2 separate regions of the Mus musculus genome follow, and region 1 is linked to region 2. Evidence: chromatin contacts called from ENCODE Hi-C or POLR2A ChIA-PET data. All regions are on one chromosome and are shown on one strand. The core of a region is the stretch at or near the end of the contact, and the rest is flanking DNA. Distances in the headings are between cores, read along the strand shown.

Evidence for each region. A loop is a pair of places that touch in the nucleus more often than their neighbours do. ChIA-PET counts read pairs that join two places held with the same protein, here RNA polymerase II (POLR2A).
Region 1: a map of heart shows a loop between it and region 2 (7-fold over the local background). The contact joins the promoter of Ntan1 here to the promoter of Rrn3 in region 2. A Hi-C loop is called at or near these places in 6 of 37 maps with a recorded cell type or tissue (gastrocnemius and heart). POLR2A ChIA-PET finds 5 or more read pairs at or near these places in 3 of 5 experiments (Patski and embryonic stem cell).

Annotation. Positions count from the first base shown.
Region 1 is chr16:13,814,330-13,820,934 of GRCm38, reverse strand. It overlaps Ntan1 (N-terminal Asn amidase), which reads right to left and starts at 1,684. Exons shown (of 10, transcript NM_010946.4): 1 at 1,499-1,684. The coding sequence starts at 1,579. It overlaps Rrn3 (RRN3 RNA polymerase I transcription factor homolog (yeast)), which reads right to left. Exons shown (of 18, transcript NM_001039521.1): 18 at 6,094-6,605.
Region 2 is chr16:13,776,488-13,782,725 of GRCm38, reverse strand. It overlaps Rrn3 (RRN3 RNA polymerase I transcription factor homolog (yeast)), which reads right to left and starts at 2,027. Exons shown (of 18, transcript NM_001039521.1): 1 at 1,887-2,027; 2 at 628-733. The coding sequence starts at 1,969. It also overlaps the pseudogene Gm6354.

The DNA of each region.
Region 1 (6,605 bases), core at 435-2,934, 39 kb before region 2:
TCACCTATGTGCGCATACATTCACACAGATAAGTACAGAAAGATCAGCATGTGCTAGTGCACATCTTTAACGCCAGCATGTGGGATGAAGGAGAGAGAAGAGCTCTTAGAGCCAGACGCCAGCCTACAGTGAGACTCCAGAGCAACACAGACCCTATCCCAAATCTTTTTAAACAGAAGATTGCCTAGCATATAAATAAAGTAGGGGAGGCAGAGGCAGGTAGATCTCAGAGTTTGAGGCCAGAATGGTCTACGGAACAAGTTCAGGACAGCCAAGGCTCCACAGAGAAATCCTGTCTCAAAAACAAAATTGAACCAAAACTTAGAAGAATGGTTGTGACCAAGGACCTGATTTTCTACTTTCCTCTACGGAGCCTTCACATCATCCCCTAAGGCAAGTGGGCCTGAAGTCCTCACTCCAACTGTTCCCCTGGCCTCTATGTGCAGCCCTCTTTGCCCTCCTCACTGGGGGCCTCCTTGGCCCCACTTCCCTGCTCTTGAAAACCAACTCTCCACTCTGCATCCTTTCTGGGCTGCGTCTCCCTAAATAAACCAAACCCTTGCTTCCGGAGACACCACCCTACATCACCTCGTCTCTGCCTCATGTAATGTGCTGCGTGGCCACTAAAACTACAAGTTTCAGACACAGGAGAGAGGCTCCTAAATCCTTGAAGTGCTGGAACTTTTCTTGTGTTATTTCTGGCTTCATCGACACAGTGTACAGTGCCTAGCCCGATTTGTAGGAGCCAGTATTAGGATCAGGCTGTCTTGAAATTCAAATTAACAGTCAGTCTCCCTGTCCCGTAGTTCTCAGGGGTCATTCTGCCCATTCACTTACCCAACAAATATTCGGTTAGCACAATGCCATCTGCTTTCAGGAAGCATTTGCTCCAGGAAGCAGATCCAGGGGAAGACAAAGCAAGTAAGCAGACAGAACCACAAACTCCACAGAGACGCAGTGCTTCACCTCTCAGAGGGAACGTGGGCATCTTTCCTTCAAGGCTATAACTGATTAGGAAACAGGTCCCGTCCTAGACTGTACTATGTGAGATCCATGGACGGGCTGAGTCCAAATTAGTATGTGGGATACTTGGTCATCACTGCCTTCACTATGAGCCCTCTTTCAGAAGTCCCCACAAGGAAAGAACAAGACTCCATCAGGGAGCAGTCCTCCCGGACCCAGCAACTTCCAAACGAATCCCTTATTTCTAGCTAAAAAATAATCCGCGCCCCTCTACGCCCTGGGGGGCAGGAATGAGCGCGCAAAGAACTGGGACCCCCGCCCACACCTTTCTGCAGCTGGGTAATGCGGGGATCCGCACGAGCGCCCCGACTTGCAGAGCCCGCCGAGTGTCCTCGCGCTGTGTACGCGCTGTGCGACCTTCCGTAAGTCACCTTAACCTCTCTGGGCCTCGTCTCACCAGGTCCCTAGTGAAAGCGCGTCGGCGGCCGGGCTGCGGAGTTCCCATCCGCCCCGAAAGCCCGGGTAGGTCGCTCACCTCCAGAGGCGGGTGCGCCCGGACCAGCTCCACAGCGGACCGTGGCAGACGGACGCGCTGCCCATCCACCAGCAGTGGCATCGTCTAGGCCGCCGCCAGGCCGAGTTAGGTGGCCACCGCCCCGCCCCGCCCCGCTCCGCTTCGCCCCGCCTCGGGGCATGCCACGCCCACCGTGGGCGCCGCGCCCACCGCGGACTCGGCCCGGATGTGTAGTCCAGGCGGACGTGGAGCAGCCCGAAGAGATCGAGGAGACGGAATAGCCCTTGGGCTGCAAGGCATCACGGGAGATGTAGTCCAAACTTTGTCGGCGTCCACTCACTACCCGTGTCCCTCCTGGCTGGTGCCAGCAGCTGTAGTCGCAGAGACTTGAGCATTAAGGACGCGGAAAGGAGAACCTCGAGGGTAGCCTCGCGCTTTGCGTCACCCAGCCCTGACCCCTGCCTCGGCCGAGTTGATTCGCAAAAGTTTATTCAGTCAACGTCCCTTTCAGCTGGCAGACGTAGTGCAGAAGGCGTGGGGAACCCGAGAATTGCGGCCCCAGCTAGCACCGCGGGGGCGTAAGCGCGGAAGAAACAGGGTCCTCACATATACCTGCTTTTGTTATATAACTCCTCCCCCTCACCCCCCACCCCCCAGTTATCCCGGATTGGTTAATGAAGGTGCCTACAGCCTGCAGCTGGGCAGAAGAGAAGTAGGAGGGGCTTGGGGTCTGACGCAGGGACCACAGGGAAGGAGAGCGGGAGTTTCTATTGGTGTACAATTCCACCAGGCTCAGGCCAAGAGCTACCCAGCAACAGCTTGTGTCATTGCCCGCTGCCCGCCAGGTGCAAGGCAAGTGTGACAGCAGCACCAGCATACAGAGGAGTCACTACCCCAGTTCTTTCACTCTCTATTCCCATGTGTTCTCAGGCAGCCTCTCTTCCCTCTCTTTGTCCTCCGCTTCTGCCCCTTTCTATATCCCTATTCATTTCATCTTTATATTTGATCTGTCTCAAGGTGTGATTCCTCAGGGGGATACCTTGACATGGGCCCGCCCACCGCATTATCCCGGAGCTTTATATTTCATAAGTTTCAGATAGGCTAGGAGGATGAACTGGAGCAATGAGGAAAGAGTCTGGAGCAAGATCATGAAAACACACGAAGCCCAAAGAACCTGACGATAAGAATTGGGGTCATGGGTGGGAGGTAGCCAGATTATCTTAAGAGGTTAACAGATCATTTAACTCCTCAGCTATTGAGGAGCTGCTTGGAATAAATCTTGTTTTCTCCGCGTGGTTAATGTTATGGAGACTAGCATGAGATAAAGAAATACAGTCGGGCAGTGGTGGAGTGGTGGCGCATGCCTTTAATCCCAGCACTTGGGAGGGAGAGAGGAGAGAGGAGAGAGAGAGGGGAGAGGGGAGAGGGGAGAGGGGAGAGGGGAGAGGGGAGAGGGAGAGGGAGGGAGAGGGAGAGGGAGAGAGAGAGGGAGGGAGAGAGAGAGAGAGAGAGAGAGAGAGAGAGAGAGAGAGAGAGAGGGAGAGAGAAATCCGGTTGCCAGATAAATCCGGTTTGAGGCCCTTATTTCTGCTGGTTTGGATCCTACCCATCATTATTTAGGCTTTAGTCTCATTCTGTGGTCTGACAAGTTTTTTTAGGTCTCATTGAGATCTCTTCTGGAGACAAGTTCCCCTTCAGAATGGTGCCATTGCCTTCTTCCAGCAGGAGATTCCTAGAGAAATTCACATTTCTTTGATTTTCTTTTATCTCCTTAATATTTATTTTCTCTCTTTGTTTGTCGAGACAGGGTTTCTCTGTATAGCCCTGGCTGTCCTGGAACTCACTCTGTAGACCAGGGTGGCCTCGAACTCGCCTGCCTCTGCCTCCCGAGTGCTGGGATTAAAGGCGTGCGCCACCACGCCCAGCTACAATTCTCATTCTTATACTGAGGTTAAGAACAACTTTTTTTTTTAAATTAGATATTTTTTTTCATTTACATTTCAAATGCTATCCCCTTTCCTAGTTTCCTTTCCGAAAATCCCCTATCCCCTCCCCCTTCCCCTGGCTCCCATACCCACCCACTCCCACTTCCTGGCCCTGGCATTCCCCTGTACTGGGGCATAGAATCTTCACAAGACCAAGGGCCTCTCCTTCCACTGATGGCCGACTAGGCCATCCTCTGCCAGTACACAGTTGTAGGAAGTCAGGACAGGAACTTTAGGAACCTACTTACTGGCTCATTCCTCTTGGCTTGTACATACAGCCTCCTAGCTTTCTTAGAACACCCAGGACCACCTTCCAAAGTGGTATTTCCCCTGGTGGCCTAGCCCCTTCTACAACAACCATTAATCAAGAAAATGCTCTACAGAGTTGTCTACAGGCCCATCTAATAGAGATAGGCCGGACTGATGAAGGCATTTTCTCAGTTGAGGTTCCTCTTCCCAAAAGATTTAGCTTGTATCAATTCTTATCGATCCTAAGGTTGTGTAGAAAACAAACCAGGACACCTCAGGAGGTGCCACTGACAAGCCTAACTCAGCACGATTCCACTCAAGTTCACTTGAGGAGTGAATGAGTTTTGGGGCTTCCTTACAGAAGTATTAGGTGAAATATTACCTACAGTGATGTGGGTGTCCTCCACCTAACCAGCTGCATCTGCAGGAATGAGGGCCCCTCCCCTAGTCATCGCAGGCCCAACTACTCTGCCGCACCACACAATTAAGGCACTGTCATACAACGGGTGGCAAGGTGCATCTGCATCCTCAGGTCTCGCTGCCTTCCCACCCTTGTGGCAGGAAGCGAAAGGTCAACAAGCCCAGCTGTGCTACTTCTTTCGGAAGAGGCTCAGCTGAACTCTCTAAAATGAGTTGCCGGTCTCCTGGAATAATCAATCACACCACCGTTGCTCACTCTGCAACTAACTCTTGCTGGCCTACAACTCACAGTATCGCCTAGGCTAACCTTGAACTCATGGCAGTCCCATCTTAAGAGTCTAAAGTACTAAAATTATGGCTTTTTTTTTTAATTTCTACTAGTATTTATGTGTTGTGTGAGTGCAGGTGCCCAGAGGAAGCAGACTGTGAGCTACCTGATGTGGATGCTGTCAACAGAACTTGATCTCTCTGCTGGTGGAGCAAGGGCTATGGTCCACACAGCCACCTCCAGTCCCTGGGTATGGCTTTGAATTGTAGTTTATAAGAACCAGAAGACAGAAATGTGAAGATTCCCTGAGCAGTGAAATAGCTAAGTGCTTACAGGTAGAAAGTACTAAACTGTATACCATGTAATTATGGGTGTGGGGAAGCAAGGAATGTAGGTCGGTGAGCACACCTTCATAGCAGAAGCCAAGGACCAGCCCTCCGCAGCGAGAAGAAATGTTGTTTAAAAAGTAGTATGTGGGCTGGAGAGATGGCTCAGCAGTTGAGATCACTGACTGCTCTTCCATTCCGAACATCCTGAGTTCAAATCCCAGCAACCACATGGTGGCTCACAACCATCCATAATGAGATCTGACACCGTTTTCTGGTGTGTCTGAAGACAGCTACAGTGTACTTAAATTTAATAATAAATAAATTTTTAAAAAAAGTATTATGTATGTGGGAGCACATGCCTTTAATCCCAGCGATTAGGAGGCAGAAGCAGTTAGATCTGAGTTTGAGGCCAGCCTGGGCTACAGGACAGCCAGCAGTACAGAGAAACCTTGTGTCAGAGAGAGAACACACACACAAAGAATGAGCATTATGTAGACACTTAGTAGATAGTGAAGAGCTGAGTGCAGCTAACAGCCTAGCCTGTCTACACTACTAAAGCCAGACATGAAGGCGAACAGACAATGGAGTCAAGACCCAAGCTGCAACGAGCCTCAAGGAAGATGCCAAGCCCTCCACTCCCCAGACCACCAAGCACACAGGCTGCAAAACACACAGCACTAGCCAACTCTTCTCACAAGATAGCTCAGACGTGTGTGATGGTTTGTATATGCTTGGGCCAGGGAGTGGCACTGTGAGGAGGTGTGGCCTTGTTGAAGTAGGTGTGTCACTGTGGGTATGGGATTTAATGCCCTAGTCCTAGTTGTCTGGAACAAGTATTAAGCTAGCAGCCTTCAGATGAAGATGTAGAACTCTTAGCTCTGCCTGCACCATGTCTGCTTGGAGGCTGCCATGCTTCCCACCTTGATGATAATGGACTAAACTTCTGAACCTGTAAGCCAGTCCCAATTAAATGTTGTCCTTTATAAGAGTCCCCTTGGTCAGGGTGTCTGTTCACAGCAGAAAAACCCTAAGACAACTGGTCTGGGTGCATGTATGTGTAAGACCCTGGTTTTCATCCTCAATACGAAAAAGAAAATTCTCTGTTTTCCAAGGAGACTTCACTAATTTCTTCCCAAAATGTTTAGCTGTTAAAATCATCTTACTATGTCTGGTTCTAACTTAAAAATGTTCCTACTTCAACCTCCAAATGCTGAAATTACAGAAAGTGTATCACCATGCCCAGATAGCACGCAATTTCTCTGAAGTGTATAGGCTTGTTCAAAGCATGAGAAACATCTTAACCAATGCCTGTTTCTAACCATCCCACTCCCTTTAGGAGCAGGCGGCTAAAATTCAACACAGTAGTCACGGAAGCATGGCTGAGTCTTTATTGAAACCTGCATTGGTGTGAGCAGGGAGGCCCCAGGTGAGCTAGGCTGTACTTTCATTTTCACAATGGATATTTTTTTCCCCCCAAACTCCTTTGTAACCTAAGAGGCTTATTTGTCAACATACCTTCTACATTCTAGCTACTTTCCAAGCCTGGCATCCCATCAGTATCTATGGATGCAATTTCATTCCATTTTCAGTTAGCAGTTAAAAGAACCTTGAACCGGGAAGTGGTGGTGCAAACTCTCTGCTCTCAAATGTTGGAGGCAAGCAGATAGATCTCTGAGTCCGAAGCCAGCCTGAGCAATATAGTGATTTCCAGGACAGCCAGGGGCACACAGTAAAATAAAGATGAGACAGACCTTGAAGTTTCCTAGTGACTTGCCACCAAGGCTGGCCTGGAACTCAGGGACTTGTCTGTCTCATATAAAAGCTTTTTAAATCAATAAAATTTTCTTTGTTCAAAAAGGTATTCATAGACAGAATGA
Region 2 (6,238 bases), core at 778-3,277:
ATTCTATTTCAGTATGGTATCTAAATACTTCCCACAATCCCATCTTTTTAGACAGGCGGTTCTCAACCTGAGGCTGTTGACCCCCTTTCACAGGGGTCACCTAAGGCCACCAGAAAACACAGAGAGTCGCATTATAAGTCATAACAGTAGCAAAATTACACTTATGAAGTAGCAAAGAAAATAATTTTATGGTTGGGGGTCGCCACAGCATGAGAAACTGCATTAAAAGGGTCACACAGAGCCTTAGGAAGGTTGAGGGCCACTGTTTTACACAGAGGCTGTATATATCCCTGGCTGGTCTCAAATTCAGGGATCCACCTGATTCTGCCTTCACATGCCGGGATTAAAGACACAAGCCTCCAAGCCCAGTGTAAAATTTATTTTTAGGCTATGTAGGAGCTCAACTAGACCTGTTTTCCTGGTGTGGATAAGGTCCTAGTTCCAATCCCCACCACTGAGAAACCTAAATAAACGTACACACAAATGCTAAAGTTCATCTTATTCTCTTTACTGTCTTGGGGGGGGGGTTGTACTCAGGAGGAGGAACCCAAAGTCTTGATAATTTGCTCTTCGGTTTAATGCCTTTTAAACTCTGACTAAGCAAAGTCAAACCCCACCTCCTCGTACCTTTTTGTATTTCAGTAAGACTTCTGTCACAGTTCCGCCAAACCGAACAGTTTTTTTCGGAGGAGAATTGAAGAAATCGCTCTCTAACGCGAGCATATCGGAAAGCCTGAAGAACCAGGAAGACCAGTTATCAAATTCATGACAGAGAATGACGGCAGGGAGCATGGCTGAGCCAACATCATTTTGTGTGATGAGGCTTAAGTTTCTCAAATGATATCCCTCCTTCCAACCTTCTCTCCCAGGAAGCCACTCTTCCCTCAGTAAATCTGTCTCAGAAGCTGTGGCAGAATCCAACCTAGGCTACATAATGAGATCTTATTAAGAGTAAGGGAAGGAAAAGAAACTCCATATTCCCACATTAACCCTGTAAGATCCTGTTTAACCAGCCACCTTTCCTAACCCTGATCTCATGATACAATCATTTGTTAAAAGCGTGATGTCCTTTCTATTCCTCAAATTTGTCAAGCTGATTCCCATTTCACCTGCTACTCGCTGTTAGAAACACTCTTCCCAAGGTTGGAGTTCAAATGTCAGAGGCCCTCTCCACCAGAACCTCATACACTCACGCTTTATCCTGGAACGTTGTAGTTCTTCATAGCATTTACTGATACCTGAAACTATCTTATCCATGTATTGCCGCCGCCCCCCCACCCCACTGCCCCGCCTCCGGCTCTGCTGGGTATGGGTTAGTGTCTGGATAAGCTGCTGTCCCCAGTGCCTTAACACAGAGTATACACACTTTATTAACAATTGTCAGTACTATGCTAAGTGCTTTACAAGGTTTACTTCGTTTAAACAAGAGAATCAGACAAAATCTAAAGGTTAGATTCCAAATGTTTTATAGGGATAGGTATTTTAAAATGTTGGGCAAAAAGGACTGCTTATATAATATACGGTTCCACTATGCTACTGCTTGCTTCTACAGAAACAAATTTCAAACAAAATTTTTGGAATTCGATAGGTCACCAGTGACAGCTTTCCCCTAGATATCCAAAACCCTGGAAATGCCGCCCATGTCTTGGCCAAGAGAGGGAAGAGGAAAGGCACGGAAGATTAGCCTAGAGTCCCACAAGGGTGCCCCAAGAGTGAGTGGGAAACAATGGAACAGACAAGGCTCGCCCGGGCAGAGGGGACCCGAGGGAACCAGAGGCTCCTGCGTGCCCGAGCCGAGCCCGCACGCCCGGCCCCCTCGGCACATGCGGAGAGCTCTCAGCGGGCTCGAGCCCCGCACCCGCAGGCGGAGGCCGCCCGGATCTTACCCAGTCCGCGACGCACTCAGCGTGGCAGAGGCCGCTGCCGTCACATCGCCCGACAAGCGCGTGTGAAGCAGCGGGGCCGCCATTCGGCCTGAACTGAGCGAACGCCCGGCCTTGCGCCGGAAGCCACGACCTACCCGCCCCGGAAGTGGCGCTGCAGAAGGCAGCCCCTTGCGGGACGCGGCCCACGTGAGCAGAGCGTAAGGATCGCAGCAAGAAGGCGGGTAGGCTTGCGTCTGACCTTAACCGGCCTGAAGCTTTCCTAGAAATAGGCTGGCACAGCTTGGCGGGGCAATCGGTGGCCGCATTCCTCAGAAACTCCTTCAAAAAGAAGCTTGTCTTAGAGGCGTGTGCACGTGACCTTGGCGCTCAGGAGGTGGAGGCGGGAGGATAAAAGGAGTTCAAAGCGGGTTTCCTTCTGGGAAGTGAGTGGAGGAGGAAGGTCAGCTGGGTGCTTTCTCTGCCTCTCTGACCTAGCAGGCTTGCACCCCAGCATCTGGCCCCTGAGTCTTCATTGGTAAAATCGAACGGCTGGGATTTTTTTGGTTTTCAAACAACATGTTGGCTCTCTTAACTTTTGGCAAGACTCCGAGGGACACTGAGAGATCACTCCTGCTGAGGACAACCTGAGAAGCCATCAGATTTGGTCCCGTGCATCAAGCCAGAAGCAGCCACAGGGATGGCTGTGTTTCTCATGACCCCACACAAGAAGACCACCATCTTCACTGAGGCCAAGGAGTCAAGCTTGGTGTTGGCACTCAAGCGCATCATTGAGGGCATCATGAAGAGGCCTCCTGAGGAGAGCTGCTGTTCAAGGACAACCAGCTCCTTGATGAGAAAACTCTGGGGGAATGTGGCTTCACTAGTCAGGTAGCAAAGCCACAGGCCCCAGCCACAGTGGGCCTGGCCTTCAGAGCAGAAGATGCCTTTGAAGGCCTGCCTATCTACCCCAATTCTTGTCCTCCAGAACTTCCAGGTGTGATGAAGGATTCTGGAAATAGTGCTAAGGAACAAGTTGTACAGTGAGGGCCCCAGGCCCACCTCCTAGAGATCCATTCCTCCCCCACCACCACCACCACCAAAAAAAGGGAGTTCAAAGCCAATGGGTAACTATTAGGACCTGGGTTACTCAGGTAAAGAGCCCGGTTTAATGTTAGTAATACAGGCACTGGAGAGGTGGAAATAGAAGGATCCTGTATATCATTTTAGACACATTTTCACACCTTACTCTGTGTGAAACACATATTACACAGTGACCTAGCCAGAAGTGTGGAGACTGGTAAAAAGCCAGAGGGGAGAGTTGGACCGATGTTACCATGGGTAAGAGAACCCAGGCTGGGGAGCTGGGCATGATGGTACATACCTTTAATCTCAGCACAAACAGGCAGATCTCTGAATCTGAGGCTAGTTTATTTAGACTATCGCGTAAGTTCCAGAACAGCCAAGGCAATACAAAAAGAGCTTGTCTTGAAAACAACAAAAGAGGATCCAGGTTCACAACTGTTTCTAACTGCAGTCCCCAGTCCCAGGGCTTCTTAAACCTCTGTGAGCACAGCAGGGACACACAGATGTACAAAAAAACCCACCCAAACACATAAAATAAATCTTAAGACAGTTTTAGAGAATTTGCTATCCAGCATACTTTTTCTTCGGATGTTGAGGCTAGATTCCAGAACACTAGATGGATGCTCTGCTATTGAGCTCCACATATAACTTTGTAAAAGAAAAACCAGTGTCACTGGGCATGGTGGTGCATGCCTTTAATCCCAGCATTCGGGAGGCAGAGGCAGGCGGATTTCTGAGTTCGAGGCAGCCAGGTGTACAGAGTGAGTGCCAGGACAGCCAAGGCTATACAGAAAAACCCTGTCTTGAAAAACCAAAAAAAAAAAAAAAAAAAAAAAAATCAACCAGGCCAAAAAGAAGCAAGGAAAGGAGCTTTGTTTTTTGTTGTTCTTATTATTTATTTGTATTTATTGTGTATGTGTGTGTACCACATGCACACAAATACATCAGATCCTCTGGAACTGAAAGACCCACAATGTGAGGACTCCCCCACGTTCTGACTCAGGAGAGGCAACACCCCAAATCACTCATAAGAAATGGTCTTGATGCAAACCGCAAGAGAACTTTTATTCCAAGAGCACTCTGGGGCCCACAGTCTTACACCACACAGGGGTAAAGGACCTTGTGGGCAGAGTAGCTAGGTAACAGGGTAAAGGAAGAAACCACAACTCAAGGGTTTGGGGAGGGTGTTGTTGGAAAATACCAAAAATACCAGTTAAGAGTCACGAAGAAGTGGGAAGTCACAAGAAAAATACCTGATAGTTGTGTGGTTATTTCTCAAGACAGTTTCTAGGAGCCTCTAACAATAGCACTTTTGCATAGTGGGTTCCAGCAATGGTCAGGGTGACTTTCTTTGAACGAACACTCCCTGAACCCAGGAAGCAGGTAGGTGGAAGAATATCGCTATCTGTTTTATGATTAGGATGCCTTGGAGCATTGAGTCACAAAGGTCACATTCTCAAGCCTGGGCCTAAAGTCCTCGTTTTGTTTGTTTGTTTTTATGTTATTTTTTCAGAACTATAATTAGCTGCCTGGTGTGGATGCTGAGGATAAAATGTGTTAGGTGCTCTTACCCACTGAGCCATCTCTTCGGCCCTTCCGAACCCCACCCCACCCCTTTTTTTTCTTTTCTGGTATTTGGTTTGGTTTTGAGACAGTGTCTCTGAGTAACCCTACAGAGATCCTGCTGTTTTTGCTTCCCAAGTGAGGGGACTGACGGTGTACACCACCATACCTTCCTGCCTATTCTTTCTTGTTAGAAAGATATATGTATTTGTGTGTCTGTGTGTGGGCACATGCTCATGCTGGTGCCTGCGGAGGGATTTCCTGAAACTAGGCTATTGTGAACCACCTTAAGGGAACTGCTAAGCCATCTTTCCAACCCCAAGAGAGGAAATTTTCTTTGGAAAACAACAGAAATTAAAGCTTTGAGATCACAGGGGAAAAAGGACTGTACCCCACTGTCAGTAAGAAAGAAAAATGAAACTTTTGGAAGCTGTATAAAAATTATGAAATGAAATTATCTTTAGCATCTTGTTAACCAAAAAGCATAACTTTGGTGTGCAATATTATAAATCCAAATACCACTCTTCTGTCTTGAAGTGATTTTCTATCTAATGTTGTCTTAGAGTTTCTGGTGGAGAATGTTAGGCAGAAATTACTCATGTCTCCAGACCAGGGGAAATAATTGCACATTAGGTGGTTTTATAGAAACCTATTCCCCTCCATCACAAAGAAAAACAATCAAGATGCATGGCTATGATGCATGAGGAATATCAATAAACTGTCAAGTAACTGTTGATTCAACCATAACTCCATTAATTTTAAGTTGAACCTATACAACCTACAATTGTGCCACCTAATTTAAGAAACAAACCCCTGAGCTATACTGTTAACTCCCAGAGTCCACTTTATTCTTTCTTCCTTCCAAAGGTGCTCTTTGTTGTTTTTGGTTTTGTTTTTAAAAGGCATTTTAAAGGTTTTGTGGTTTGTTTTGAGTACTGGAAATTGAACTCAGGGTCTTGACCATGTAAGGCAACCTCTTTACAACTAAACTACATCCTCAGCTCTGTGAATATTCTATAAATAAAATAATCTGTAAATAAAATATATATTCATAAACAGTGTGCTGGGGGTTGGACTGGTGCTGTTATGTATTCAATTGCTAAATTCTGCCCTCACCCCAAATATATACTTCACCTCCACATCAGCAGGAAACAATGTGTAAGAGAAATACACCCCATTCCCAAGAAGTAGGGGAGGTGGTTTATGGTCATTCATTGGGTGTTAAATGATTGTCAACACACATCCCAAAAGGGGATGCTTACAAGTAGTTAAGATCTTGGATAGGGGGCTGGCGAGATGGCTCAGCGGGTAAGAGCATTGACTGCTCTTTCAAAGGTCCTGAGTTCAAATCCCAGCAACCACATGGTGGCTCACAACCATCCATAACAAGATCTGACTCCCTCTTCTGGAATGTCTAAAGACAGCTACAGTGTACTTACATATAATAAATAAATTAATTTAAAAAAAAAAAAAAAAAAAAAGATCTTGGATAGGGAGGACTGAAATAAGGAGGTTAGATTTAGAGATTTATTTTTCTCTTTTTCTTTCCTCTATCTTTCTTTCTCTCCTATGTAGTGTTAGAGGAGGAAGGGGGAGAAAGGTTGATAAGAAAAGGGTGAAATATAGGAATAATAGGAAAAGGGGTAGATGATGCAATTGACTCTTAAACCAAAGAACATTTTATAGCCAATAATATCAGATTGGCATAGATCATTGTATATTGTTAC